Linked DNA regions of Homo sapiens: region 2 is linked to region 1. Evidence: read pairs that join two places in POLR2A ChIA-PET (ENCODE). Cell type or tissue: A673. All regions are shown on one strand. Each heading gives the region's core, and the rest is flanking DNA. Links, peaks and the distances in the headings are about the cores only.

Region 1 (15,426 bases), core at 4,997-12,996:
CGCCCGCCATGGCCGACAAAATGGACATGTCTCTGGACGACATCATTAAACTGAACCGGAGCCAGCGAGGCGGCCGGGGCGGGGGCCGGGGCCGCGGCCGGGCCGGCTCCCAGGGCGGCCGCGGCGGTGGGGCGCAGGCCGCCGCGCGAGTGAATCGAGGCGGCGGGCCCATCCGGAACCGGCCGGCCATCGCCCGCGGCGCGGCCGGCGGAGGCGGCAGGAACCGACCGGCGCCCTACAGCAGGGTGAGTGCGGAGGCCGGCCGCGCCGGAGAGTGGGAGGGGGCCAGCCGGGGCTGGGGCCGGGGCCGCTCGCGGCGGAGACCCGGGCCGGCGGGTGGATAAGGCTGGTGGAGCGGCCGCCCGGAGGTCCGGAGGGTGCGTGTGGGCGCGGAGGGGGTGGTGGGCGGGAGCGAGGTCGTTCTTTCGGGGTCCGGTCCCGGAGGCTGAGACCCTTCCCAGCTCTTTGTTTGTTCCGGACGTTGGGGCCTCGTGGCAGGAGAGGAGGGGACGCTGGGCGCGGCACAGGCGGCGGGAAGTTAGTCTAAGGGAACTGAAGTTGTGCGGCCGCGGTGGGACCGTGCGGCCTCGGGCTGGGGCAGCTGCAGCGCCGGAGGGAGCGCTGGCGGCCCCGTTTCGGCCGGATCCTCTCAGGCCGGGAAGAGGAAGGGTCCGGAGTAGCCGTGAGGGTCAGGAAAGCCCTGGACTGAGACTCACAGATCTGCTCTTGTTGCGGTTTTTTTTTCAGCCAAAACAACTTCCCGACAAGTGGCAGCACGATCTTTTCGACAGTGGCTTCGGCGGTGGTGCCGGCGTGGAGACAGGTGGGAAACTGCTGGTGTCCAATCTGGATTTTGGAGTCTCAGACGCCGATATTCAGGTAAGAGACGAGGGCTTCTCGGTGAGCCGTTCGCCCTGCACAGGACGGATCGTGATTTTGGGGATGTGGCCCTGAGTCCCCTTCCCGCCTTAGCGAAGGGAGCCCTCCCAGCTCTGAAGGGCTGCAGGACAGACCCAGTGCTAGTAAAGCCGGGGTCAGTGCGCAGGCAGGTGCGAGCCTAGCTGAGCCTGAGGAACTGCTGCTGTTAGTCTGAAGATGGGTTCTGTGAGTGAAAATCCCCTGCCAGGGCTTCCAGTTTCTAACAGGGACAAAGACTGACCAAATGTGAGTGGTTTTTGGCTGTTAGACCCAGCCCAGTTGCTTTTTAAATTTTGTGCCTGTCTTAGTGGGTTAATGTGAGAAAAAGAATCTTCTTTATGTATCTTGTGAAGCACAGGGAGTCTGTTTTTCTGGCTCTGTTTGCCTTGAGTACTGTCTTATAAAGACCTTGTACGCTGTGGTTTTATCACTCCCCACCGCCGTGTCCCGTCAGTGACATGACTCTCAAATCCATCTTTGGTTGAAGCTTTTCTTTTTTAAAAAAAGAAAAATTGAATCCCAATGGCATTTCAACTTGTTTTCTGGTTAAGAAATGACTTTTTGGGAATCAGTTTTGGAGATGGCTGGGCAGGGTTCAGTTGCCCACAGCCCAGCCATTTGCCTTGGGAGGACAGAGTAGGGCCAGTGAGCACTCACAGTGTCTCAACACTTTTTTTAAGGTGGTTTCTAGCATCCACTGGAAACCGCTTTTGGTGAACTCCAGTTCCCGCTGTGTGCCTGCGGCCGGAGTATCCCCACACTCTGGGTTCCCTCTCCAACTCCCAGCCTGCCTGAGGTCAGGGCAGTTTCCATGACAGCGCTTGACTTCAGACTTTGCCGCAGGCTTGAGTAGGAGGAGAGGGAAAGGTGAGCCAGAATCTGCCTTTGGGGGAGGGGCTGGGGTCAGGGCTCCCGAATCTACAGGCCCTTCAAGCTGGTCTGATATCGGACTGCTTCCCTTGCTCTTGATTTTGGCCTTTACCGTTTCTTGGAACAGCCCTTGGGTGTGTTGTACATTTTCCTTTGTTGAAGAGGATAGTGGCTTAATTTTGTGCCCGTTGCTAGTGGGCTTTGCAGCTTCCTCTACCTGCATCGTGGTACACGTGTCAGGTCCCCACAATGGCAGGAGCCCTCAGACCCAGGTGCTCTTGGAAGTTGCTGTCCCTCCTGCCCCGCCCTTCCCTCATTTCCCGTTAACCACTGTCCTGCCTCCCAGAGAACCACCCCCAAAGCAACTCACGCTTCCAGGGCCTGTCCCTGGGCCACCAGAAGGAACGCAGTTTTGTTGCTTTTCTGACAACTGCTCTCTGCAACTCCCAGGAACTCTTTGCTGAATTTGGAACGCTGAAGAAGGCGGCTGTGCACTATGATCGCTCTGGTCGCAGCTTAGGAACAGCAGACGTGCACTTTGAGCGGAAGGCAGATGCCCTGAAGGCCATGAAGCAGTACAACGGCGTCCCTCTGGATGGTGAGTCTGGGGGTGGACCCACGCTGACTGTGGGGCTTGTGGAGTTTGGGGCTGGCACCTGTCCAGGTAGGAATATGGGGTACCCCTGTGGCTGAGGACACTTTGCATTTGCCCCTTTGTCTCTCTCTTCCATCTGCCACCTCTCATGCTGCCCCACACATCTGGACCAACCTCTTGTGAACCCCCATCCAGCAAGCTACATCCCTCCCCTCCTTCAGCTCCTTCCGGAAGATTCACTTCTGTGAAGCCTTCTCAGAACCGCCATAGTACACCTCTGAGTGCGGGGCTGTAGTCGTAAAGACAAAGGTACCGGTTCTTCTTCGTCAGGTCACCCACACCTCTCCACCCACGAGCACCCCGATACCTCAGCGAGCAGCCCACCTAGTCTGGACTGAGAAGGAGTGAGGAGGTGTTGGTGGGGTTGCTTCCTTGCCATTTTGTTCTCCCACCAGTATCTCCAGGCCATTTCCCTTGTCGGGGGCATTTGAGACGCACAGAGGCCCTTTCCAGTGTTTGCATGGAGACCAGGGTGTGGCGCCAGCTGGGTGGGTTTCAGAGCCTCTCAATAGAACGTGCCTTCTCGTATTCTTTGCCGCAGGCCGCCCCATGAACATTCAGCTTGTCACGTCACAGATTGACGCACAGCGGAGGCCTGCACAGAGGTGACTTCCGGGGCCTCTGGGGAAGGGGATTGGCCGAGGGTGAGGCTGCGTCGCTCTTAGGGTCCTTCCGGGTGTGTGAACGGTTTCGTCTTCCTTGCTAGCGTAAACAGAGGTGGCATGACTAGAAACCGTGGCGCTGGAGGTTTTGGTGGTGGTGGAGGCACCCGGAGAGGCACCCGCGGAGGCGCCCGTGGAAGAGGCAGAGGTGCCGGCAGGAATTCAAAGCAGCAGCTTTCGGCAGAGGAGCTGGATGCCCAGCTGGACGCCTATAATGCGAGAGTGAGTCCCGGGGGAGCCAGCTGGGGGCCTGGTCAAAGCCGCAGTGGGGAGCAGGCCGCCTGTGAATGCAAGCCTCTTTCTCCTCTGTGTTTCAGATGGACACCAGTTAAACAGACCAGCAAATCCGCGTGCGGAACAGGACCCAGGCGTCTCCTCTTGCTCCCTGGTTGGGGGGCGGTGGCTGGGGCTGTGCGGCCAATGATGGATTTGTTTCTTTTATGTTTTAAAATAGGATTTAAAAACTCATGTAAAGGTTTTTTTTTTTTCTTTTTTTTTTTTTTTAATTCTGAAACAGACCTGTTTTGTACCGAGTTATTTTTGGGATAAATTTTACTGGTTGCTGTTGTGGAGAAGGTGGCGTTTCCACCTTTTCCATAATAAAATAGAAATGTGTGTAGAACTGGAACTGTTTGATTCGTCCCACTGTTGGAGTCCAGGCCTGGGCCAGGATTTTGGTGTCTGTCCAGCTGGGAGGGGGTGGGAGAACCTGAGTTGGGGATGGAGGGAGCAGCCCCATCTGGTGTTGGACACCTGAAGTTGGCATGGGTTGTGGGGGTGGCGGGGGGTCCCCGCTCCTGGAGGGCCGAAGCTGCCTGTCTTCTTTCTTATCTTCTTTCCTGCCTCACACCTAACACCTTCCTCTCTAACTCACCAGGTGGGAGGACACCTTTGCCCGGGAGCCACCTGTTGACCCTTGTGCCTGTGCCTCCAGGTGAGGGGAGGTTGGGGTGGGATGGCTGCCCTGTGTGCCGTCCACAGGCTTCCCACAGCCAGAACATCTCTGGGCTGTTCCTTTCCTTCTTGTACTCTGGTTTTCAGAGAAACGTGGATTCAGCAGTTTTGACTTTGTAGTGTAATTCCTTTTTCTGTTTGTTTTTTTGTTGTTGTTTTTAACCTTGCCACGGAGCAAGGCATGAGGATCCTCTCTTAGTTGTATATTTGATGAAGTGGCTGGTGGAAGCTGTGATAATCCGTCCATTTAAGAGTGGGGCGGCTGGGCGCGGTGGCTCACGCCTGTAATCCCAGCACTTTGGGAGGCTGGGGCAGGCAGATCACCTGAGGTCAGGAGTTCAAGACCAGCCTGGCCAACATGGCGAAACCCCGTCTCTACTAAAAATACAAAATTAGCTGGGTGTGGTGGTGCATGCCTGTAATCCCAGCTACTTGGGAGGCTGAGGCTGGAGAATCGCCTGAACCAGGGAGGTGGAGGTTGCAGTGAGCCGAGATTGTGCCATTGCACTCCAGTCTGGACAACAAGAGTGAACTCCGTCTCAAAAAGGAGTAGGGCAACGCCTGATACCTGTAATCCCAGCACTTTGGGAGGTCAGGGCAGAAGGATCTCTTGAGCCCAGAAGTTCGAGACCAGCCTAGGCAACATGGCAAAACCCTATCTCTACTAAAAATACAAAAGTTAGCTGAGTGTGGTGGCGTGCTCCTGTGGTCTCAGCTATTCTAAAGGCTGAGGTGGGAGGATCGCTTGAGCCCTGGAGGTTGAGGCTGCTGTGAGCCATTATCATGCCACTGCACTCCAAGCTGGGCAGTGGAGAGAGAGCCTTGTGCCCCCTGATGCTGGGTTGGTGACAGCACTTTGAGAATGAGATGGGAAGGGGGACAAGGGAGCTCCAGAGTTCTGCCTGACCCCACTGTCCCACAGCTGGGATGTAAGGAAGCCCAGGGCAGTGGGCAGTGGTAGTGGAGAGACAGACAGGAATGCATGCCGTGTCTGCAGAAACCTTTCCCTGCACCAGCGGCTCCTGCGGGCACACATCCCAGGCTAAGCTTGCTTCCACGCTGGGATGGGCCTGGCTGAGTCATGGGCAAGGGAGTGTGACTAAGGGTGGTTCTTTCGCTGTCGGTCACAGATGTCACTACAGATCAGCAGCTGCCATCTAAGCAGCTTGCCCAATGCCAGCCAGGGCCACAGTCTAGGAACCCAGATGAACAGGATGACTAATCTTGGCCCTTCCAGAAGCCCAGTCTAGCAGGAGAAAGGATTACTAAGTCCCCAGCTGTAGTCGCTGTGAATGTGACAGAAAATGTCACCAGTGCAGTGAGTTAGAGTCAGGTTATCCCCAAGCAGGTGCCCTTGGCCCGGGCCTCGGTGTTGGAGCAAGGCCTGAGCAGGCCCATGCCAGGCAGGGGGTCTGCTCTCTGGGGCCGTGCTAGGACTGGCTCCCTGCTGCTTAGGAAGTGGAGAGGGCACCTGATGGACTGGTGTGGTCAGCCCCTGCAGGGTGTGACAAATGACAGGACTGACAAGCAGCATTGCTTTGGTTGTGCAGTAGTGGTGTAACAGGCATTTGGAGGGAGGAATGACCAGGATTTGGGACTTCCTGGCATTCTCGGGAGTGAGGGGCATGGGAATGAAGTAATATGAGGCCTTGGGGAACTGGGTGGGTAGGTGTCACTGGAGAGAAGGCCCCAGGAAGGAGCCAGCTGAGGGGCGTCAGCATTGGACAGGCTGGGCAGAGGCACCAGCTGGCCCGCAGGAGAGCGTTGCCTAGAGCCGGACCTCTCCAGTTTGTCAGCTGATAGCACGTGGACACGTCGAAGTCGTGTCCATATGTGGCATGGTCTTGGGAGGGTTGGAGGTAAAGGAAGTAGAGAGAATGATGTCATAGAAGCAACAGCTGGTATTTGCTGGGGGGCCAGTGGTGGGGTCATTGAGGCAGGTGCTGCCGAGTGGTCAAAGGAGAATGACCTGATTCTGTGCCTGTGGTGGAGGTGGGGCTGGCCATTTATAACTAGGATAGAGGCTGGGTCTGGAAGCCACCGGGGCTTCTGGTGGGCAGCAGGTCAGGTAGCTGGGCTGAGCCTCATCATACCCAATCTTCATTTCCTTATTCATAAAACACAAAACCTTATTTTACTTCCAAGGCCAGAGGACTATTTAATTTATTGTTCCAGCAGGGTGCTTGTGAGAGAAAGAAGAGCAGGGCTCTTCCACTGACTGCACAGACAGCAAGTAGACATGAGGCCTTGGCCAGCTGGGCTGTCTGGTCCCCTCTTGAAGGGTGCTGCCAGTCCTCCGGGCACAGGGCCTTGCAGGGCGGACACTCCACACTGCCCAGTGCCCTGCTGCCCCCCACATGGTGACTGAGTGATGCTTTGCTCAGACAGCGAGCTATGGCTGACAAACTGAACTGGCAGCCTGTGCCCCATGGGCACTTGGGGAACCCCCTCTGCCTCTGGCTGTCCTGTGGTTCCATGGTGCCATGCACCTGTAATCCCAGCTACTCCGGAGGCTGAGGCAGGAGAATCGCTTGAACCCAGGAGGTGGAGGTTGCAGTGAGCCGAGATCGCGCCATCGCACTCCAGCCTGGGTGAAAAAGAGCACAACTCCATCTCGGGGCAAAAAAAGAAAGCACAGGGATTGGCCCAGGTTGGACACATGACTTAAGTGTCGACAAGCGAAATTACACTCAGGGTGGGGAGAAAAGGGAAGCCCTGTTCTTCCTGGTCCCTTTCCCTGGCCGGCATGGGCTGAGAGTAGGAACTGGCCAGCCCCGGGCAGGAGAGGCAGCATTCCTGTGGGACTTGGAGCTCTTCCAGGGTGGCTCATGGTCTGCCCAGCTCCGTCTTCAGCCTGAGGTCCCTGGAGAGGGTCTCGGATGTGAGCGTGCACACGCTCCCACAGTGCTCTGGTTTCTGGCTGGTGTGCACGGAGATCTAAGGAGCAGTCTACACTGGGCAGCTGATTGAATCCTGTTCAGCCTCACGTGGGTTAAAGGGCTACAGTGTTGCTCTCAGACATCCTTTTAGATCTCATGAGATGGCTATGTCTGTACCTGGCAACAGAGTTGTCATGTAAATGGTAACTTTTGGTTCTTAACATGCAGTGAACTGATGGTCTAATATAGGAAACATACAAGTGATAGGTTGCAGTGTAGCCTAATGGGAGTGGAGTGTGGGGCATGGTTGGAACTCAAGCTGCAAGAGCACGCCTCTCTCAGGTTGCACAAATGGTCAGCCAGTGTCTGAGGCTGCACCTCTGCTGGATGTTCTACATACATTTCATTTACCTCTCAGCAATCTAGGGATACAGTCTTTCATTTTAGAGGTTGTTTTTTCGTTTTTTGTTTTTTTCTTTTGAGATGGAGTTTCGTTCCTGTTTCCCAGACGTGTGTGGTGGCATGATTTCACCTCACTGCAACCTCCGCCTCCCGGGTTGAATCGATTCTCCTGCCTCAGCCTCCTGAGTAGCTGGGACTACAGGCACCCGCCACCATGCCCAGCTAGTTTTTCGTATTTTTAGTAGAGATGGGGTTTCACCGGGTTAGCCAGGATGGTCTCGATCTCCTGACCTCATGATCCGCCCAGCTGGGCCTCCCAAAGTGCTGGGATTACAGGCATGAGCCACTGCGCCCAGCCTATGGTTTTTTTTGTTTTTGTTTTTTTGAGACGGAGTCTTCCTCTGTCACACAGGCTGGAGTGCAGTGGCGCAATCTCCACTCACTGCAAGCTCCGCCTCCCAGGTTCACGCCATTCTCCTGCCTCAGCCTCCCGAGTAGCTGGGACTACAGGCGCCCGCCACCACGCCCGGCTTAATTTTTTGTATTTTTAGTAGAGACGGGGTTTCACCGTGGTCACCAGGATGGTCTCGATCTCCTGACCTCGTGATCCGCCCCCCTCGGCCTCCCAAAGTGCTGGGAATACAGGCGTGAGCCACCGCGCCCGACCGGGTTTCTTTTTTCAAGAGACAGGGTCTTGCTCTCTAGGCTGGAGTGTGGTAGCTCAATCATAGCTTACTGTAAATGCAAACTCCTGGGCTCAAGCAATCTTCCCACCTCAGCCTCCCAAGTAGCTGGGACCACAGGCACATGCCACCACGCCCAGCAAGTTTTTTTATTTTCTTTTTTTTTTTTTTTTGAGATGGAGTTTCACTCTTGTCACTTGGGCTGGAGTGCCATGGCGCAATCTCGGCTCACTGCAACCTCCGCCTCCTGGGTTCAAGCAATTCTCCTGCCTCAGTCTCCCAAGTAGCTGGGATTACAGGTACCTGCCACCTTGCCCGGTTATTTTTTTTTTCTTTTTCTTTTTTTTTTTTTTTTTGAAGCAGAGTCTTGCTCTGTTGCCCAGGATGGAGTGCAGTGGCGCGATCTCGGCTCACTGCAAGCTCCGCCTCCTGGGTTCTTGCCAATCTCCTGCCTCAGCCTCCTGAGTAGCTGGGACTACAGGCAGCAGCCACCATGCCCAGCTAGTTTTTTGTATTTTTAGTAGAGATGGGGTTCCACCTTGTTAGCCAGGATGGTCTCTATCTCCTGACCTCGTGATCTGCCCGCCTCAGCCTCCCAAAGTGCTGGGATTACAGGTGTGAGCCACTGCGCCTGTCCCCAGCCAGCATTTTTAAGGTGCATCTGTGCTGTACCATGTCTAAGACTGTTCCTTTTTATGGCCGACTACTGACATGGATATACCGCATATTTTTTTTTTGTCCATCTGTTCATGGACATTTGGGTTGTCTCCACTCCGTGGCTTTATAAGAATAATGCTGCTGTGAACATTTTTGTATACATTTTATATTAACATCTTTTCAATTCTCGAGTAGAATTGCCGGGTCATGAGGTAACTGTTTAATTTTTTGAGGAACTGCCAGACTTTTCCAAAGCAGCTGCAGCATTTTATATTTCTACCAGCAATGTATGAGGGTTCCAATTTCTCCACATTCTCACCAACACTTACCTTTTTTAGTTTAGTCATCCTACTGGGTGTGAAGTAATATCTCATTGTGATTTTGCTTTGCAGTTTCTTCTTTGTAATCTTTTTTTTAAATGTCTTTAATCTCTCTTTTTTTTTTTTTTTTTTTTTTTTTTTGAGACAGAGTCTCGCTCTGTAGCCCAGGCTGGAGTGCAGTGGTGCAATCTCAGCTCACAACAGCCTCTGCCTCCCGGGTCCCCGTTCAAGCAATTCTTCTGCTTCAGCCTCCCAAGTGGCTGGGATTACAGGCACGTGCCGCCATGCCCAGCTAATTTTTGTATTTTTAGTAGAGACAGGGTCTCACCATGTTGGCCAGGCTGGTCTTGATCTCCTGACCTTGTGATCCGCCCACCTCGGCCTCCCAAAGTGCTGGGATTACAGGTGTGAGCCACCGCGCCTGGCCCTCAATCTCTATCTTTTTTATATCTGGATTGAATAGACTTTACCATGGATAAATCTCCACCCTGGCAGATTTAGGACTTTACTTGGAAATACAGATATTCTAAATGGAATTAAATGTCCTATTATCAGTGGCATTCATCACATTCAACAAAATAGCATCATAAAAGGTTGATATTGTTGAGCGTAATGAATACCTGAACTCCAGTTACATAAAGATGAGGATCATGTCTCTTCATATTACCTTAATGTCATTACATTTTGTAGAAAAACTTGTCTCAGGCTGGGCGCAGTGGCTCACGCCTGTAATCCCGGCACATTGAGAGGCTGAGGCAGGCAGATCACAAAGTCAGGAGATCGAGACCATCCTGGCTAACATGGTGAAACCCCGTCTCTACTATAAATACAAAAAATTAGCCAGGCGTGGTGGCGGGCCCCTGTAGTCCCAGCTACTGGGGAGGCTGAGGCAGGAGAATGGCGTGAACCCAGGAGGCGGAGCTTGCAGTGAGCCAAGATTGCACCACTGCACTCCAGCCTGGGTGACAGAGCGAGACTGTGTCTCAAAAAAAAAAAGAAACTTGTCTCAAAAGTGCTATGATATTCTTCCTGAAATGGACATTGTAGCATCTCAATATCTTTTTTAAAAAACTAAATTTTTGAAAAATTGTGTTTTGAGACAAGGTCTCCCTCTGATGTCCAGGCTAGAGTGCAGTGGCGCAAACACAGCTCACTGCATCCTGGAACTCCCGGGATCAAGGGATCTCCCACCTCAGCCTCCTTAGTAGCTGGGACTACAGACACCCACCACCGCGCCTGGCTGATTTTTAAAACTTTGTATAGATGGGGTCTCACTATGTTGCCCAGGTTGGTCTTGAACTCTTGTGCTCCAGGGATCCTCCTGCCTTGGTCTCCCAAAGTGTTGGAATTACAGGCCTGAGCCACCACACCGAACATAGCCTATTAATGTCAGCCTATTTCTCTATTTATGAATTTTCTGAAGTGTTATTTTTATATTCAGATTTATAGAAGCTTTTGTCTTTTATGACCTTGACACTTTTAAAGGGTACTCTCAGCTATTTTGTAGAATGTCCCTCACACTGGGGACTCTGACCTTATGACTGGACAAGGTTTTGTTTTTTGTTTTTTTTTTTTTTTTTGAGACGGAGTCTTTCTCTGTCTTCTAAGCTGGAGTGCGGTGGTGTGATCTCAGCTCACTGCAATCTCTGCCTCCCAGGTTCAAGCGATTCTCCTTCCTCAGCCTCCTGAGTAGCTGGGATTTTAGGCACCCGCCACCACACCCGGCTAATTATTGTATTTTTATTAGAGACAAGGTTTCACCATGCTGGCCAGGCTGGTCTTGAACTCCTGACCTCATGATCCATCCGCCTTGGCCTCCCAAAAGTGCTGGGATTACAGGCCTGAGCCACCACGCCCTGCTGGTTTATTTTATTTTTTGGCATGAATACCACAGCTGGGATGTCATCTTCTCAATGCATAGTGGAGATATGCAATGTCAGTCTGTCCAACTCCTGGTCCTGTTAGTTCAGGTGGTGGCAGCGGCTGCCGGGGCTTCTCCCCTACATAGTTACTGTTTTCCCTTTGTCATCCATAAATACCTTGGGGAGATACTTCCAGACTAAGTGAATGTCTGTTTCACTTCCAAGTTTTACCCACTTTTTTTTTTTTTTTTGAGATGGAGTCTCACTTTTGCCGAGGCTGTAGTGCAATGGCGCCATCTCAGCTCACTGCAACCTCCGCCTCCCAGGTTCAAGCAATTCCCCCGTCTCAGCCTCCCAAGTAGCTGGGATTACAGGCACGCGCCACCATGCCCAGGTAATTTTTTTTATTTTTAGTAGAGACGGGGTTTCACCGTGTTGCCCAGGCTGGTCTCCAACTCCTGAGCTCAGGCAGTCCACCTGCCTCAGCCTCCCAAGGTGCTAGGATTACAGGCGTGAGCCACCGTGCCCGGCCTACCCACTAATTAATTTCAGCATCCACTGGTGGGTCTTGCAATGCAGTAATTATTAACTTAGTTTTCAAAGGTGATTTTTGCATTTTCCTCATTCCTTTGACGTTTATTAATTGGAATTCATCTCTAAGAAAGAGCAGTCCCTTCAGCTTTTTTCCCTTTTTTTTTTTTGAGACAGGGTCTTGCTCTGCGGCTCAGGCTGCAGTGCAGTGGCTCGATCACGGCTCACTGCAGCCTCGACCTCCCGGGCTCACGTGATCTCCCATCTCAGCCTCCTGAGTAACCAGAACCACAGGTGCTCACCACCATGCCCAGCTGACTTTTTGTATTTTTTGTAGAGATGGGGTTTACCCATGTTGCTCAGGCTGGTCTCAAATTTTCGAGCTCAAGTGATCCGCCCGCCTTGGCCTCCCAAAAGGCATGAGCCACTGCGCCTGACCTACGATTTCTTTCTTTATATATCAGTATGAACGCAAGGGCTGTTTGTTGGATTCTGTGAGTCATAATCTGATACTGTTTCCACGCTTTGGCCATTGGGAGCTCCTGGAGATTGTCTCCTGTGCCCTATCCTTATTTAAGCACTTGTTTATTTTGGGATGTCTTCAGTTTTCCTTGTCCCAGCTCTGCACCCAGCTGCTTCTCCAGGGAGCCCTCCCTCACTGGAGACTGGGATTTAGCAACCAAGACCTGGGCACTGGCTGTGCTTGTTGCTTCTGGGCCCTCCTGGGACAGAGCTGGGAAGTGGATCTATGACACGTGCTTGTGCATTTACCCGCCCTGTTGGTTTCTGTAGCTGTCTAGTTCCTGCTGTTCCTGTCTCACCTGCCCCTTTCCTTATGTGTAGTTTCTTCCTGTGACAGGGAGAAACCTGGCTCTCAGATTGACAGGACATTCGCTTAGGCCATGTCAGTGCTGTAGGTGAACTGTTCAACCTGTGCCCCAGGGAGGCGCAGTCACTATGGAGGCACCTTACTTCCTTAATCGTGTACTGTTGTTTTTGTGTTTGACCTGTAGCATCTAAGTACTGGTTTCAAAAGTTGCCTAGATGAGTTCTTTTCTTTCTTTCCACCTCCTGCAAATTATGTGATTTGCATAATTTGTACATAGTTAGGTTCATTTGTTAGTTTGTATTCCTTTTGGCTTCCCCCATATCCTCGTTGACTTTTTCTTTCTTTTGTAACTTACATATGTTATGAAATTTATATGAGGATATATAATTTTCATAAATGTTTATGGTTTACATGTATTAGTTGTTATTATTAAGATCACCCTGGGATTGACTGGCCAAGCATTTGGTGGAAGATAGCAATAAATAATACATCATAAAAGACTTTAATGTAAAAATAAAGCCATGAAAGTACCAAGAAATAAATCTTCTCATTTTAATTACATCAGCTTGTCTGTGATCATGTAGCCTAAGGTAGGCCAGAGTTAATTTTTGTGTTATCTATACACGTTATTGAAGCGAATTATAAAATGTTTTAGCATGTTAATTACTTGTAAATTAATATCTACATATAAAAATGTGAGCATATATTCTATTTAGTATATTAATCCTTCATAAACAAGTAATGCAAGTTAGTATTAATGATATCTTAAGACTTAACATTCCTTTTTTAGTTTGTGTTGAATAAATGAACATCTAAGAGTTCATGATGATGCTTAAGGAAAGAAGCCTCATGTTTACCTTTGGAAGTTGTAAGGCACTGACTCATAAAAATTGGCAAATAAAAGGAAAGAATCGGGCATTTAATTTGTCTTTTCTGTATGAACTCTATAATTTTGGGGCAACAATTGATGACGGGGTCCTTTAAAAAAAAAAGAAATAATTCCAGCTAAGAAATACAGAAATAATTAGAAAATCAGGCCAGGCACGGTGGCTCATGCCTGTAACTCCAGCACTTTGGGAGGCCGAGGCATGAGAATCACTTGAACTCAGGAGGTGGAGGTTGCAGTGAGCCGAGAGTGCGCCACTGCACTCCAGCCTGGGCAAAAGAGCAAGACTCTCTCAAAAAAAAAAAAAAAAAACACACCCAAAATTAGAAAATCACCACTTTGAAGTGTCCAATAAAATGATGCATGTGAGAAACAGTGAAAATTGAAGATGACAGTTGAGGAGGCCACTGATAATGGGTGGACCAGCCCAGCTTCCCAGAACCAACCATACCTCACTACAGGTAGGACCAGAAGACAAGTCCAATGACGTGAAGCAGCAGGAGGCCCCCAGCACCGCCTCTAAAACTCGAACTGGGCTCATCCTGCCTAAGAAGTGCAGAGGATGGGAGAGGGTTCACAGGACACCTGGAGGGTTCAGCCCAGCAAATCCAGAACACAGGACATTGTCAGCAAAACACACTGGCTCCTGGACGCCTGGGTGGCACCAAGCGCAGAAGAGGAAATAGAGGCAGTGGGCATCCCAGTGCACAGCACGGCCTCTGTCCAGATTCTGATGTGGGGACACAATTGCAAGAAGAGACTTGGGGAAAATTGAGCAGAGACTATTAGATGTCAGAAAGCATTGTCAGTTTTGGTGGGTGTGTTCATGGTATTGTTAGGTAAAAGAGTCCCTATCTTTGCAGGACAGTAAGGACTTTTTAAAACTGTAGGCCGGGCGCGGTGGCTCATGCCAGTAATCCCGGCACTTTGGGAGGCCGAGGCGGGCAGATCATAAGGTCAGGAGATCGAGATCATCCTGGCTAACACGGTGAAACCCCGTCTCTACTAAAAATACAAAAAATTAGCTAGGTGTGGTGGTGGGTACCTGTAGTCCCAGCTACTCGGGAGGCTGAGGCAGGAGAATGGTGTAAACCGAGGAGGCAGAGCTTGCAGTGAGCTGAGATCCGGCCACTGCCCTCCAGCCTGGGCGACAGCGAGACTCCGTCTCAAAAAAAAAAAAAAAAAAAAAAAAAAAAAAAAAACTTCTGTAAGTCACCAACCTGGGCAACATGGCAAAACCCATCTCTACAAAAAACATTTAAAAAATGCAAAAAGTACCCAGACTCATTGCTGTAACATAAAAAGAAAAAAATTAACTGGGCATGATGGTGCCACCTGTGGTCCCAACTACTCGGGAGGATGAGGTGGGAGGATCCCTTGAGCTCCAGAGGTGGAGGATGCACTGAGCCAAGATCGTGCCACTGTACTGCCTGGGTGACAGAGCAAGACTCTCAAACAAAAACTTCTGCAAATCAGACAATCTCACAAATTCAAGACAAACAACCTTGGGAAACATTTACCACCAAGAACATGAATAGGCAGTTTACAACCATGGAAAAAGCCGGAAGCTGGACGAAGTGGTACATGCCTATAGTCCCAGCTGCTTGGGAGGCTGAGGTAGGAGGATCACTTGAGCCCAGGAACTTGAATCCAGCCTGAACAACATAGATTCTATCTTAAAAAGTTGTTTCGGCCGGGTGTAGGGGCTCACGCCTGTAATCCCAGCACTTTGGGAGGCTGAGGCGATCACAAGGTCAAGAGATCAAAACCATCCTGGCCTAAATGGTGAAACCCCGTCTCTACTAAGAATACAAAAATTAGCTGGGCGTGGTGGCGTGTGCCTGTAGTCCCAAGCTCCTCAGGAGGCTCAGGCAGGAGAGAATCGCTTGAACCTGGGAGGCGGAGGTTGCGGTGAGCCGAGATCGCACTATTGCACTCCAGTCTGGGCAACAGAGCCAGACTCCGTCTCAAAAGAAAAATTAAAAAACAGTTGTTTCTGGCCGGGTACGGTGGCTCACATCTGTAATCCCAGCACTTTGGTAGGCTGAGGCAGGAGGATTACGACGTCGGGAGTTCAAGACCAGCCTGGCCAACATGGTGAAACCCCGCCTCTACTAAAAATACAAAAACTAGCTGGGCATGGTGGTGCGTGCCTGTAGTCCCAGCTACTCGGGAGGCTGAGGCAGGAAAATTGCTTCAACCTGGGAGGTGGAGGTTGTGGTGAGCCAAGATCGCACCACTGCACTCCAGCCTCGGGAACAGAGCAGGACTCCATCTCAACAAATAAAAATAAACAAGGTTTTTAAATAACAAAATTA
Region 2 (15,426 bases), core at 95-8,094, 190 kb before region 1:
CGAGGGCTCCACCACCGTGTTCCACAGCCTGGCCTCCCGGCTCAGCATCCCCACCTATGGCCTGCAGTGCACCCGAGGTACTCCCGGGCCCTCCTCTGGAAGCGGTGGTCAGTGCTGGCCATCACGGGGCCCGTGGCTGCCGCCTGCACATGCTGAGTGCCCGGCACTGCCATTGCAGCTGCGCCCCTTGACAGCATCCACAGCCTGGCTGCCTACTACATCGACTGCATCAGGCAGGTGCAGCCCGAGGGCCCCTACCGCGTGGCCGGCTACTCCTACGGGGCCTGCGTGGCCTTTGAAATGTGCTCCCAGCTGCAGGCCCAGCAGAGCCCAGCCCCCACCCACAACAGCCTCTTCCTGTTCGACGGCTCGCCCACCTACGTACTGGCCTACACCCAGGTGAGAGCCAGGCTGGTCCTAGAGGCCTACGGCAAACGTCTGGGCTCCCCACCTGTGCCCTGGCTTTGGGGGACCGTCGCTTAGGAGGCCCCGCCCCTTCCATCTGCTCAGCAGTCCCTCCTTCCTCTCAGAGCTACCGGGCAAAGCTGACCCCAGGCTGTGAGGCTGAGGCTGAGACGGAGGCCATATGCTTCTTCGTGCAGCAGTTCACGGACATGGAGCACAACAGGGTGGGTCCTGGACACCCCTGAGGCCGCAGGACCCAGAGTACTGGGCAGGAACGGAAGGGGGAAGGGAAGGATGGGATGGGACGCGAAGAGCGTTAAAGGCCCCCCAACTTCACCCCTTTAATAGCCGATCCCGGCCGGATGCGGTTGCTCATGCCTGTAATCCCGGCACTTTGGGAGGCTAAGGCGGGCAGATTACCTGAGGTCGGGAGTTCGAGACCAGCCTGACCAACGTGGAGAAACCCCTTCTCTACTAAAAATACAAAAATTAGCCAGGCATGGTGGCACTCACCTATAGTCCCACCTACTCGGGAGGAGAATCGCTTGAACCGGGTAGGTGGAGGTTGCGGAGGGAGGAGAATCGCTTGAACCGGGTAGGTGGAGGTTGCGGTGAGCTGAGATCGCCCCACTCCATCTAGCCTGGGTAACAAAAATGAAACTCGTCTCAAAAAAAAAAAGCCCACCCGCAGTGTAGCACAGGGCAGGCCGGTGCTGTGGGTGCTGCCAGCACCTGCTCAGAGCCCGACCCCACAGGTGCTGGAGGCGCTGCTGCCGCTGAAGGGCCTAGAGGAGCGTGTGGCAGCCGCCGTGGACCTGATCATCAAGAGCCACCAGGGCCTGGACCGCCAGGAGCTGAGCTTTGCGGCCCGGTCCTTCTACTACAAGCTGCGTGCCGCTGAGCAGTACACACCCAAGGCCAAGTACCATGGCAACGTGATGCTACTGCGCGCCAAGACGGGTGGCGCCTACGGCGAGGACCTGGGCGCGGACTACAACCTCTCCCAGGTGCGCAAGGGGCCTGACGGGAACGGGGACAGGGACAGGAGTGGGGTGGGACGGCAGCTGATCGCATCCCCTGCAGGTATGCGACGGGAAAGTATCCGTCCACGTCATCGAGGGTGACCACCGCACGCTGCTGGAGGGCAGCGGCCTGGAGTCCATCATCAGCATCATCCACAGCTCCCTGGCTGAGCCACGCGTGAGCGTGCGGGAGGGCTAGGCCCGTGCCCCCGCCTGCCACCGGAGGTCACTCCACCATCCCCACCCCACCCCACCCCACCCCCGCCATGCAACGGGATTGAAGGGTCCTGCCGGTGGGACCCTGTCCGGCCCAGTGCCACTGCCCCCCGAGGCTGCTAGATGTAGGTGTTAGGCATGTCCCACCCACCCGCCGCCTCCCACGGCACCTCGGGGACACCAGAGCTGCCGACTTGGAGACTCCTGGTCTGTGAAGAGCCGGTGGTGCCCGTGCCCGCAGGAACTGGGCTGGGCCTCGTGCGCCCGTGGGGTCTGCGCTTGGTCTTTCTGTGCTTGGATTTGCATATTTATTGCATTGCTGGTAGAGACCCCCAGGCCTGTCCACCCTGCCAAGACTCCTCAGGCAGCGTGTGGGTCCCGCACTCTGCCCCCATTTCCCCGATGTCCCCTGCGGGCGCGGGCAGCCACCCAAGCCTGCTGGCTGCGGCCCCCTCTCGGCCAGGCATTGGCTCAGCCCGCTGAGTGGGGGGTCGTGGGCCAGTCCCCGAGGAGCTGGGCCCCTGCACAGGCACACAGGGCCCGGCCACACCCAGCGGCCCCCCGCACAGCCACCCGTGGGGTGCTGCCCTTATGCCCGGCGCCGGGCACCAACTCCATGTTTGGTGTTTGTCTGTGTTTGTTTTTCAAGAAATGATTCAAATTGCTGCTTGGATTTTGAAATTTACTGTAACTGTCAGTGTACACGTCTGGACCCCGTTTCATTTTTACACCAATTTGGTAAAAATGCTGCTCTCAGCCTCCCACAATTAAACCGCATGTGATCTCCACCACCGTCCTTTCTTCCCTCCTCCCTGACCTGGCAGCTGCAAGCTCTCCAGCTCCACCCCACCCAGTCACGGGGCCGTGAAGGGGATGCCCTCTGTCCTCTGGTCCCCAGTTCCCACACACCCCTAGGCCATGTCCCAGAGCCGGGGCTGGGCCGGGGAGTGAGGAAGGAGCCCGCGTGGCAGCCCCGGGCTTCCCGGGAAAGCGCTGGGACTGGCGGGGGGGGGGGTACCGAGGCTCTGGCCAAGAAACACCACCAGTGAGAAACGTGTAGGAGGTACAGACACTGGGAAGTTGGCTTCAGCTGAGGAGAGGCCCCTCGTGGAGAATAGTATTTGCTTGAAGTCAGTGGATTGCAGGCATTCGCCCTGCCAAAGATGCCGTCACAGCCTCACCAAGACGGTGTCAATAGCGCCACTGGCTGGCCAGGTTGACCCAGAAGACTTGGGTTTAGGCAAAGGAGTGGAGGCTGGGAGGGAGCAAGGGACAGGGAGCCCTGGGCACCTGGACCCCCGGCATCGAGGGGTGGGGTGGACACAGCCTCCAGGACCCATAAGGGCAGCACCCCACGGGTGGCTGTGCGGGGGGCCGCTGGGTGGACATGAGCTTGGGGTAGAGGCATGGGCAGGAGCGAGAGCCAGGATTGGATTTCGGGAATGGGCAAAGCAGGCCAGCCCGGGGTTCCGGAAGGCACAGCATGCCCACAGAAGAGGCCCTTTCAGTGTGAGTGCCAAGGCACAGAGGTGGGTGGGGGGCTGGGAGAGCCCCTGCTGGAGAGGCAGGGGAGGGGTGGGCGCAGGGGCCATCTCCCAGGGCAGGGTAGTGGGCCAGGACTACAGTGAACACCACGGGCCCTGCTGGGGGGGTGGGCCTGGTGCAGCGGCTGCAGGTGGGCAGTGTCCAGGCGTGAGTGTGGACAGCAGGCGGGCATCGGAGCGAGGCTCAGCCACACCCCTCCTGCGGTCCCCCAACACTAGGCAGCTGCTCCCTTCAGCCGTGGTCCCCTCTGGCCTCTCTCCACCCCTCCTCCGGCCACTCCCACCCCAGCCGTGCACACAGGCTCAGGGCCACCAGGGAGGACAGAGGCTCACAGGCCTATCTGGGGGTGGCCTCAGAACTAAACTGCTTTAGCTCCACAGCCTCAGGCCCTGCAGGGCAAGGCGGGTAGTGCCCAGCACATGGGCTCTTGTCACCCCTCCTGCTTCTCCCGGCTCTCCGGTACCGGAATGTGGTGTCCAGGGGTCTCTGAAGTTCCTGGCTCAGCTGCTGCCAGGGGAGGAGGCGCTCTGATGGGCCTGAGGTGCATCCAAGTTGCAAATGAGCTTCAGGGAGACCTAAGAGAAACCACGTATCTTTGTTATGAAGATACAGTTACCTTAAGTCACACAATTATCTTCACTTCAGTTATTTTTTCTTTCGAATTAAAATGAAAATTAATGTAACGAATTGGAGTTCTGATCCAGAGAGTAGCGAGGCCTGGATTCACCCTCCCACCGGAAACAGCTGAAAATCCAGGCAAAGGACAGGAGGTGCTGGCTGTGGGGATACCAGGCCTCCGCCAAAGAAGGACGGTGACCCCTGGGTGGGAACAAGGTGCCAGGAGCCCTAGGGTAACCTCAGCCTTCTGCCTGGCAGCTTCCAGGCCGGGCACAGTGAGAGGTGGAGTCCAGCAGACCCCCCGAGTTGAGGAAGTGGAGCTGAGAGTCCGGGGGGAAAATGAGGCTGAGGATTGCAGGACAGAGCACCCGGGGGGAGCTGGCAGACAGTGGCGGGGTGCAGGGGCTGTCCCGGGACCGCCAGGCAGGAGGCTACGGGGGCTCTCCTGTGAGCACCAGGCCAAGCACCTTCAATGCGTGCGAGCAGGAAACCAGCAGGAGGATTAGACGGAACAGTGCCAGATACTGCACAGGTCTGGAAACCAGTGCCTGTTCCTACCAACCAGACTAGAAAACCTCAGAATTCGTGAGACATTGAATACTCAGATGGGTGTGTCTCAAGGCCCAAGATCTATTAGCTGGTTACTAGTTAGCGCTGGTACACCTAAAACAAAACAAAAATCTTACAAACAAGACCCCAAAGCATAAATTTTTTTTTTCTTTTGAGACGGAATCTTGCTCTGTCTCCCAGGCTGGAGTTCGGTGGCGCAATCTCAGCTCACTGTAACCTCCACCTCCCAGGTTCAAGCCATTCTCCTGCCTCAGCCTCCCGAGTAGCTACGATTATAGGCACGCGTCACCACGCCCGGCTAATTTTCGCATTTTTAGTAGAGATGGGGTTTCACCATGTTGGCCAGGCTGGTCTCAAACTCCTGACCTCAGGTGATCTGCCCACCTTGGTCTCCCAAAGTGCTGGGATTAAAGGTGTGAGCCACTGTGCCTGGCCTCAAATTGTTTCCAAGTAAACTTACTCCATCCCAGAACAAAGCCCAAAAATATTTAGGTAAAATTCACAATCCCTGGGGCAACTAGTGAAAAATTAGCAGCCAAAGAAGCAGGAAAACAAGACCCACAGGGAGAGAAAATCAATCAAAACCGACCCTGGCCGGACACTGATGTTGGAATCAGCAGCCAAAGACATTAAAGTACTTATTATAGGCCGGGCGCGGTGGCTCACGCCTGTAATGCCAGCACTTCGGCAGGCCGAGGCGGGCGGATCACGAGGTCAGGAGATCGAGACCATCCTGGCTAACACAGTGAAACCCGGTCTCTACTAAAAATACAAAAAATTAGCCGGGCGTGGTGGCCGGTGCCTGTAGACCCAGCTGCTCGGGAGGCTGAGGCAGGAGAATGGCGTGAACCCGGGAGGTGGAGCTTGCAGTGAGCCAAGATCGCACCACTGCACTCCAGCCTGGGCGACAGAGCGAGACTCCGTCTCAAAAAAAAAAAAAAAGAGAGACCAGGTGTCTGAAACCAGCCTGGGCAAAACGGCAAGACCTCATCTCTACAAAAAGTAATGGGCCGGGGGTGGTGGTTCATGCCTGTAATCCCAGCACTTTGGGAGGCCGAGGTGGGTGGATCACCTGAGGTCAGGAGTCCAAGACCAGCCTGGCGAACATGGTGAAACCCCGTCTCTACAAAATACAAAAATTAGTCGGGCATGGTGGCGGGTACCTATAATCCCAGCTACTCAAGAGGCTGAGGTGGGAGAATTGCTTGAACCTGTAAGGCGAAGGTTGCAGTGAGCCGAGATCACACCATTGCACTCCAGCCTGGGCGACAAAGGGAGACTCCATCTCAAAAAAAAAAAGAATTAAGAAATAAAATATAAAAATAACAAACAAAAAATAAGGAGAGGCCAGCACGGTGGCTCACGCCTGTTATCCCAGCACTTTGGGAGGCTGAGGTGGGTGGATCATGAGGTCAGGAGTTCCAGACCAGCCTGACCAACATGGTGAAATCCCATCTCTATTAAAAATACAAAAATTAGCCAGGCGTGGTGGCGGGCACCTGTAATCCCAGCCACTCAGGAGGCTGAGGCAGGAGAATCACTTGAACCCAAGAGGTGGAGCTTCCAGTGAGCCGAGATTGCACCACTGCACTCCAGCCTGGGCAACAGAGCAAGACTCCATCTCAAAAAGAAAACAAACAAACAAAAAAGATAAGGAGAAATAAGAGTATGTATGTGTGTGTGTCCTTATTTTTGCAGAAAGAAACACAGGAAGGATAAGTCCAGTGTGAGTGGAAAGGAGTCGAAGAAATAGTAGTAAAAGGGACCTTTCTCTGATATGCCTTTCAATACAGTTTTGATGTTTTGGAAAGTCAAAACTAACCCTAACCCTCAGCTTATATATGTGAAAAAAAATTAAATCTACAAACGGGGACAAAACTAAAGTTGAGGATAAACAGAAACAAATGAACCAAACTGCACATTAAACTGATGTGGTAACCACACGGAAGAGAAAACCTGAACCACCTTCCGTGGGCATGTTCTAAAGATAGAAAGAATTCCAAAAACATCTAGTTTTTTTTTTGTTGTTTTTTTTTTTCGAGACAGAGTCTCGCTGTCACCTAGGCTGGAGTGCACTGGTGCCATTTTGGCTCACTGCAAACCTTGACTCCCGGGTTCAAGCAATTCTTGTGCCTCAGCCTCCTGAGTAGCTGGGATTACAGGTGCCTGCCACCATGCCCAGCTAATTTTTGTATTTTTAGTAGAGATGGGGTTTCACCATGTTAGTCAGGCTGGTCTCGAACTCCTGACCTCAGGTGATCTGCCCACCTTGGCCTCCCAAAGTGCTGGGATTACAGGCATGAGCCACCGCCCCCAGCCAAATCTTGATCTTTTTTAGAAGATGTATTGTAAATGGGACAGAAGAGAAATACAGAATGGGAGAAAGAGAAGATAGCGGAGGTGATGGACTGTAACTGAAGGCATCAGTCATCAGTACACGCATGCCTTTAAAACGATATACGCATGCACATGTGTGCATATCTGTATTAACGTCATTTTAAATTTGGTCTGCTAAAAAAGCCTGAAAATAACAATAGCCCCAAAGTAATGAGGACACCTGTTACTAAAATCGTGGTCTCTAAACACCACTACCACTGACAAAACCAGGGCTCCCTACAAAACATGCTTGATTCCAGGGTTGGGGGAGGGAAAGTACAGAAAACGAGGAAGCGCTCAGAAAACAAAAACAACAAAAACAGTGATGTGAACACAAGAGCCAGACTGCATGCAGGGGCTTGCACCGGCCAAATCTAGGACGATTCGAGCGTCAAAATGAATCATAGCAGTAATGAGTTAAACATACATCAAATTGGCTGGGTGCAATGGCTCACGCCTGGGAGGTCGAGGCAGGTGGATCACTTGAGCTCAAGAGTTCAAGACAAGCCTGAGCAACATGGTGAAACCCATCTCTACAAAAAATACAAAAATTAGCCAGGTGTGGTGGTGCGTGCCCGTAGTCCCAGCTACTTGGGATGCTGAGGTGGGAGGATCGCTTCAGTCCAGGAGGTAGACGTTGCAGTGAGTTAAGATCATGCCACTGCACTCCAGCCTGGGCAACAGAGCCAGACCCTGTCTCAAAAAAAAAAAACAATCAAAACATCACATCCGGCTGGGCATGGTGGCTCACGCCTGTAATCCCAACACTTTGGGAGGCCAAGGCAGGAGGACTGCTTGAGCCCAGGAGTTCCAGACCAGCCTGGGCAACATGATGAAATCCCTTCTCCACAAAAAAAAATTTAAATTAGCTGGGTATGGCGGTGCTTGCCTGTGGTCTCAGCTACCTGGGAGGCTGAGATGGGAGGATCGCTTGAGCCTGGGAGGTCAAGGCTGCGGTGAACCATGACTGCACCACTGTACAAAAAAAGTTTTGTAGGGTGGCCTTTGTAACTCTTGTAGCTGTAAAATATACGTCAACAAGGAACAAGGAAATGTATGTCACCGAGGGCTCAAGGAAACTATACTCATACATTTATTACATTTCTGCAGCTGGAAGTATGATAGAAAGAGGGAAGTGTCCGGTATGAATTGTATGATATTAATTCTAAAGACATTTGGAAAACTTAGGATATATGTTGAGTAGCCCTAGAACAACTACAAAGCAATACAATGAAGAATCACTAAGAAGCCAATAGAGGATATAAAATAGAACACTAAAACAATACTATTTGGCCGGGCGTGGTGGCTCACGCCAGTAATCCCAGCACTTTGGGAGGCCGAGGCGGGTGGATCACGAAGTCAGGAGATCGAGACCATCCTAAAGAACACGGTGAAACCCTGTCTCTACTAAAAATACAAAAAAAAAAAAAATTAGCCAGGCGTGGTGGCAGGCGCCTGTAGTCCCAGCTACTCGGGAGGCTGAGGCAGGAGAATGGCGTGAACCTGGGAGGAGGAGCTTGCAGTGAGCTGAGATCGCGCCACTGCACTCCAATCTGGGAGACAGAGTGAGACTCCATCTCAAAAAAAAAAAAATCCAAGAAAACAGTAAGAATTAAAAAGCAGGTGTAATTATATTGTTAATGGAAAAAGCAGACTTCATGATAAAGAGAGGGTCTTGGAAGCTTGGCCAGTTCCGAGGGTCAACCCAGCCTGGCTGTGGCCCCCCAGCCCATCACCTCCATCGCCTGGAGGGGTGAGAAGGCAAAATCCAAAGGCAGGTGTCCCATCATGGGGAAGGAAGGCACCCCAAGCCAGGGGCCTGGTGACGTTTCCCATCTTTGTAATTCTATTATTCCGAGAGCATTATATAAATTGAATCATATATACCTCTTGAGATTGGCCTTTCTGTTTCACTCAGCATAACTTTGAGAACCATCCATGTTTTTTTATGTATCCATAGTTTGTGCAAATAGGGACATTTCTGCCCTTTCTTTCTTTCTTTTTTTTTTTTTTTTTTTTTTTTTTGAGACAGAGTCTCACTCTGTCGCCCAGGCTGGAGTGCAGTGGTGCGACGTCGGCTCACTGCAACCTCCTCCTCCTGCCATTGCACTCCAGCTTGGGCAGTAAGAGCGTAAGAGCAAAACTCCATCTCAGGAAAAAAAAAAAAAAAAAAAAAGCATAAATTATTGATTTGAGATCTTTTTTCTTTTCTAACATGGGTGTTGATAGTTAAAACTTTCCTTTGTTTTTTCGAGATGGAGTCTCGCTCTGTCGCCCAGTCTGGAAAGCAGTGGCATGATCTCAGCTCACTGCAGCCTCCATCTCCTGGGTTCAAGTGATTCTCCTGCCTCGGCCTCCCTAGTAGCTGGGATTACAGGCACCCGCCACCACACCCGGCTAATTTTTGTATTTTTAGTAGAGACGGGGTTTCACCATGTTGGCCAGGCTGGTCTCAAATTCCTGACCTCAGGTGATTCACCTGCCTCAGCCTCCCAAAGTGCTGGGATTACAGACATGAGCCACTGCACCCAGCCAAAATTTTCCTTTTAGGAACTGCTTTATTGCATCCCACATATTTTGAAATGTGTTTTCATTTGCATTAACTTCAAAATATTTTTAAATTTTCCTTTTGGTTTCTTCTTTGACCCATGGGTTACTCAGAAGTGTGTTATTAATTTTCAAGTATTTGTGCATACCTCAAATTTCTATTTTTGTTTGTTTCTTATTTATTTATTTAGACATGGTCTCATTCTGTTGCCCAGGCTGGAGTGCAGTGGTGCAATCTCAGCTCACTGCAACCCCTGCCTCCTGGGCTCAAAACATCCTCCCATCTCAGCCTCCCAAGTAGCTGTGATTCAAGCACATGCCAACACACTCAACTAATTTTTAACTTTTTTTTTGTAGAGCTGAGGTCTCACTCTATTGCCCAGGCTGATCTCAAACTCCTGGACTCAAGCAATCCTCCCACCTCAGTCTCCCAAACTGCTGGGATTATAGGCATGAGCCAGTGTGTGTGGCCTGATTTCTAATTTAATTCCACTGTGGCTAGAGAATAGCTTTCCAATTATTTTAATTTTAATTTTTTTTTGAGATGAAGTCTCACTCTGTTGCCCAGGCTGGAGGGAAAATGTTTTATTGTGTCTTCTTTAATGGCCTAGTATATGGTGTAGCCATGGGTGAAGTGTTCCATAAATGTCTGTCAAGTCAGATTGATTGATAGTGTTTCTCAAATCTCCTACATCTTTGCCAGTTTCTTGTCTAGTTGTCCTATTTCATTATTGAGAGTAAGGTACTGAAATCTTCAACTATTATTGTTAAATTGTCTATTTCTCCCTTCTTTTTTTTCACTCTTTTCATTATTAATTTGGGGGCTCTATTGTTTGGTGCTTATGTGTTTCTAATTGTTACATCTTACTAATGAATGGACATGTTTATCATCATAAAATATCGGTATGGGCTGGGTGCAGTGGCTTACACCTGTAATCCCAGCACTTTGGGAGGTAAAGGTAGGAGGATGGCTTGAGCCCAGGAGTTTGAGACCACTCTGGGTGACAAAGTGAGACCCTCATTTCTACAAAAAACAAAAAAATTAGCTGGACATGGTGATGTGTATCTATGGTCCCAGCTACTTGACAGGCTGAGGCAGGAGGACTGCTTGAATGCAGGAAGTTGATGCTACAGTGAAGCCATGTTCACATCACTGCACTCTAGCCTAGGTGACAGAGCGAGACCCTGCCTCAAAAAAAAAAAAAAGAAAGAAAGAAAGAAAGAAAGAAAGAAAGAAAGAAAGAAAAAGAGTCTGTATGTGTCTCTAGTGATATATTTTATCTTCATATCTATTTTGTCTGACATTAGTATAACCATTCCCGTTCTCTTTTTTTTTTGAGACGGAGTCTCGCTCTGTCGCCCAGGCTGGAGTGCAGTGGCACGATCTTGGCTTACTTCACTACAAGCTCCGCCTCCCGGGTTCACGCCATTCTCCTGCCTCAGCCTCCCCGAGTAGCCGGGACTACAGGCGCCCACCACCACGCCCAGCTAATTTTTTGTATTTTTAGTAGAGACGGGGTTTCACCGTGTTAGCCAGGATGGTCTCGATCTCCTGACCTCATGATCCGCCAGCCTCAGCCTCCCAAAGTGCTGTGATTACAGGCATGAGCCCCTGCGCCCAGCCTCCAGTTCTCTTTTGGGTGCCGTTTATATGGTATATCTTTTCTCGTATTTTCACTTTCAACCGGTTTGTGTCTTTGAGTCTAAAGTGTGTAGATTGTGGCCAGGTGAGGTAGCTCACACCTGTAATCCCAGCACTTTGGGAGGCCAAGGCGGGCAGAAAACCTGAGGTCAGGAGTTCGACATCAGCCTGGCCAACATGGTGAAACCCCATCTCTACTAAAAAGACAAAAATTAGCCAGACATAGTGGTGGGTGCCTGTAATCCCAGCTACTTGGGAGGCTGAGGCAGGAGGATCTCTTGAACCCAGGAGTTGGAGGTTGTAGTGAGCCAAGACTGCGCCATTGCACTCCAGCCTGGGCAACAAGAGGGAAACTCCATCTCAAAAAGATAAATAAAATAAAAAAATAAGGTATATTGAATGTAAAGAGCATATAGTTGGATCTTGTTTATTTCTTAACCCACTCCGAAAATCTTGGCCTTTTACTTGGAGTGTTCATTACCGTTTAATGGTATTATTGATACAGTTAGATTTACATATGCCACTAGTTTTTTTTCTTTGTTTAGTTTTTGTTTTGTTTTGTTTGAGGCAGAGTCTTGCTCTGTCACCCTGACTGGAGTGTAGTGGTGCTATCTCAGCTCACTGCAACCTCCCCCTCCTGGGTTCAAGCGATTCTCCTGCCTCAGCCTCCCCAGTAGCTGGGGTTACAGGCTCACGCCACCACATCCGGCTAATTTTTGTACTTTTAGTAGAGATGGGGTTTCTACTAAATTAGCCCTATGCCTGGCTAATTTCTGTATTTTTACAAAAATTATGTATTTCGTATGTATTTTTTTATTTCTCTGTTCTGCTATTGCCTTTGTTGTGTTAAATGGATATTTTCCACTGTACCATTTTAATTTCTTTTATATATAATATAATGTATTTTCTTTTTTTTTTTTTTTTTTGAGACAGAGTCTCGCTCTGTCATCCAGGCTGGAGTGCAGTGGCGCAGTCTCCGCTCACTGCAAGCTCAGCCTCCCAGGTTCCCGCCATTCTCCTGCCTCCGCCTCTCAAGTAGCTGGGACTACAGGGGACCGCCACCACGCCTGGCTAATTGTTTTGTATTTTTAGTAGAGACGGCGTTTCATCATGTTAGCCAAGATGGTCTTGATCTCCTGACCTCATGATCCGCCCGTCTCGGCCTCCCAAAGTGCTGGGATTACAGGCGTGAGCCACCGTGCCTGGCCTATATAATGTATTTATTTTCTTATGATTACTATGGGGATTTCAACAAGCATCGTAATTTATCACAATCTTCTTCAGATTAATACTTAATTCCAGTAAAACACAGAAACTTTGCTCCAATATAATTCCCTTCCCTCTTCCTTTTTGCTGCATTTTTCATATAATTATATGTCTCTATATATTATAACCTCTTTATAGTTACAAGTTATACACCATAAGTTATATTTTTATTATTTATTTATTTATGTTGAGACGGAGTCTCGCTCTGTCGCCCAGGCTGGAGTGCAGTGGTGCCATCTCGGCTCACTGCAAGCTCCGCCTCCTGGGTTCATGCCATTCTCCTGCCTCAGCCTCCCGAGTAGCTGGGACTATAGGCGCCCGCCACCATGCCCGGCTAATTTTTTTCGTATTTTTAGTGGAGACGGGGTTTCACCATGTTAGCCAGGATGGTCCCGATCTCCTGACCTCATGATCCGCCCGTCTCGGCCTCCCAAAGTGCTGAGATTACAGGCATGAGCCGCCGCGCCCGGCTAAAAGGCAAAAGATTCATATGATCTGGGCTGGGCGTGGTGGCTCATGCCTGTAATCCCAGCATTTTAGGAGGTCGAGATGGGCAGATCATGAGGTCAGGAGATCGAAACCATCCTGGCTAATGGTGAAACCCCATCTCTACTAAAAATACAAAAAATTAGCCGGGTGTGGTGGCGGGCACCTGTAGTCCCAGCTACTCGGGAGGCTGAGGCAGGAGAATCGCTTGAACCTGGGAGGTGGAGCTTGCAGTGAGCAGAGATCGTGCCACCGCCCTCCAGCCTGGGTGACAGAGCGAGACTCTGTCTTAAAAAAAAAATCTTTTACCTTTTACAATTACTGGTTCGATACTGTGCTTAAATATTCTGAACCAGTAGGGCCTCCAGCCTCTGCTGATGGCGCTGTGTGTGGGTTGTGGCTGCATTTGGAATTCAGGTAGTTTTTACAATTTGGACTTGGCTTTTACTTTTTGCTTGTACAAAGCCTCACGTTCAGCCAGGGCGGTGGACAGCTGGGGCCCTCGCCTGTCTTTCCTTAGTGTGCACCCAACCTTGCAGTCCACCAGGGACATCTGGCCACCTCTGAAGACCACCAAGGCTGTTCTATCTGTGAATGCAGAAAATCTGAGACAGGTCTCAGTTAATTTAGAAGGTTTATTTTGCCAAGGTTGAGGACATGCCCATGGCACAGCCTCAGGAGGTCCTGACAACATGTGCCTGAGGTGGTTGGGGCACAGCTTGGTTTTATACATTTTAGGGAGACATGAGACATCAATCAATATATGTAAGATGAACATAGCGGCTAGCTGCGGTGGCTCACGCCTGTAATCCCAGCACTTTGGGAGGCCAGCGGATCACCTGATGTCAGGAGTTCGAGACCAGCCTGGCCAACATGGTGAAACCCCCATCTCTACTAAAAATACTAAAATTAGCTGGGTGTGTTGGTGGGTGCCTGTAATCCCAGTTATTTGGGAAGCTGAGGGAGGAGAATCGCTTGAACCTGGGAGATGGAGGTTGCAGTGAGCCGAGATCACGCCACCGCACTCCAGCCTGGGTCAGAAAGCGACTCCGTCTCAAAAAAAAAAATTGGTTCAGTCTGGAAAGGCGGGACAATTTAAAGCAAAAGCCATCGGGGAGGGAGCTTCCTGGTCACAGATAGGTGATACACAAACGGTTACATTGTTTTGAGTTTCTGATTAGCCTTTTTTTTTTTTCTTTTCCTTTTTGATCAGTCTTGCTCTGTCGCCAGGCTGGAGTACAATGGCTTGATCTCGGCTCACTGCAACCTCCGCCTCCCAGGTTCAAGCGATTCTCCTGCCTCAGCCTCCCGAGTAGCTGGGACTACAGGGGCGCACCACCACACCTGGCTAATTTTGTATTTTCAGTAGAGACAGGGTTTCACCGTGTTGGCCAGGCTGGTCTCGAACTCCTGGTCTCAATGTGCGCCACCGCGCCCAGCCTTCTGATGAGCCTTTTCAAAGGAGTCAGTCAGATATCCATCTATCTCAGCGAGCAGAGGGTGACTCTGAATAGAGCGGGAGGCAGGTTTGCCCTGAGCAGCTTCCAGCCTGAGTTTTCCTTAGTGATTCCGGGGGCCCAAGAGATTTCACATGTTTTAGGTACTGAATGTCCTGGTTCAACTTCGGGCTTCGCTCTCAGATATGGAAAGCTCTGACAAAGCTGCTTTTTACATCTGTTGGGTCTCAAATGCCTTCAGTTTAAAATAACCTTCACATCCACTCTGGGGTTCCCAGTGGGTCCCCACAGCTCGAAATAACCCAAGGAGGGTCCACGGCGGGTAGGAAAGTCGATCGAAGGCTGGCGGCTGCGGAAACCCAGGGCGGGCAAGGAAGGTCCCTGGAGGGTGATTTTCCGCAACGCAGCGGCGGAAAGTGAGTGGCTTTCAGAGGCGGCAGGTGAGTGGGTTCGAGGCAGGGCTCTGGGGCCGCTTTAGGATATAACGGGATGAAGCCCCCAATGCGAACTTGGGGGCTGGGCAGCGCAGGGCCTCAGCGCCCACGGTCTACCCGCGGCCCGGGCCTTATGTGCGCCTCAGCGAGGCCCAATTTCCACATGCCTCGTTTCCAGCGAGCTGTCGGTGAGTCCCGGCGAGCCCCGACCCCTCTCTAGCCACGGCCTGACGGGTACGGTGGTGACCTCAGCCTCTGACCTCCGACCCCGCGCCGCGACCTCTCGTCGCCGGTCCCCTCGGAGCCGGGCGCGGTTTCCGGGGAACGCGTTTCCCGCCGCACCGTGGGCCGCCCGGACCGCGCAGGACCGGGCACCTTCCGGTGGCGGCGCGGAGCCTTGGGCCCGGCTGCGGCCCGGCGGCGGCCCCGGCGCGGTGCGGGCGTTCGCGGCGCCCCGGGAGCTGCAGGGGCCCCGGGCGGCGGCGAGGCCGGAGAGGGGCGGGCCCGGGACACCGGCACCCGGCGCCCTCGGAGCCAAAGGCGCGCGGCGGACACGGCGGGGCCCTCGCGCGGTGAGGACGCGGAGGCGTGTGGGCTCCTGTCACTTCACACAGCAAACGCTGCCCGCCGCGTGGCTCCGGAGGAGTCTCGCGAGGGGCGCCCCTGTGGCGTTTCGGGCCAGCCGGGCCGCCTGGCCGGGTGCGGAGAAGGAAGCTCTGCCCTTCCCCTGGCCCGGCGCGGAGCCGATTCTCCCGGGAAGGGGCCGGGGGTCCTAACTTCACCGCCGGGCGGCCTGCTCAGGGCCAGGCCCGCGGGGACGCTGGCGTCAAGGTTTCTTCCCC

The links. ChIA-PET counts read pairs that join two places held together with the same protein. Peaks named below come from ENCODE experiments on the same cell type or tissue, not always from the same donor. Only the 100,000 strongest peaks of a DNase experiment are listed, where the experiment ranks them.
Region 2: POLR2A ChIA-PET joins it to region 1 with 13 read pairs; 3 of 35 experiments call an interaction of 5 or more read pairs at or near these places.

The regions. Positions count from the first base shown.
Region 1 is chr17:81,876,142-81,891,567 of GRCh38, reverse strand. It overlaps ALYREF (Aly/REF export factor), which reads left to right. Exons shown (of 6, transcript NM_005782.4): 1 at 1-245; 2 at 748-879; 3 at 2,239-2,386; 4 at 2,985-3,048; 5 at 3,150-3,327; 6 at 3,423-3,733. The coding sequence ends at 3,437. It also overlaps a transcript of ANAPC11 not described here. Among named protein-coding and RNA genes, the nearest start is that of ALYREF, 7.7 kb to the left of the region's middle. RefSeq lists a silencer at 1,996-2,160 and an enhancer at 1,964-3,163. In A673, for the core only: no CTCF peak of the experiment used is centred there; no DNase peak of the experiment used is centred there.
Region 2 is chr17:82,065,343-82,080,768 of GRCh38, reverse strand. It overlaps FASN (fatty acid synthase), which reads left to right. Exons shown (of 43, transcript NM_004104.5): 39 at 1-77; 40 at 179-399; 41 at 531-629; 42 at 1,161-1,412; 43 at 1,489-2,431. The coding sequence ends at 1,626. It overlaps DUS1L (dihydrouridine synthase 1 like), which reads left to right and starts at 14,965. Exons shown (of 14, transcript NM_022156.5): 1 at 14,965-15,156. RefSeq lists silencers at 1,170-1,370, 14,894-14,953, 14,964-15,033, 15,324-15,373. In A673, for the core only: no CTCF peak of the experiment used is centred there; no DNase peak of the experiment used is centred there; H3K27ac peaks cover 2,158 bases.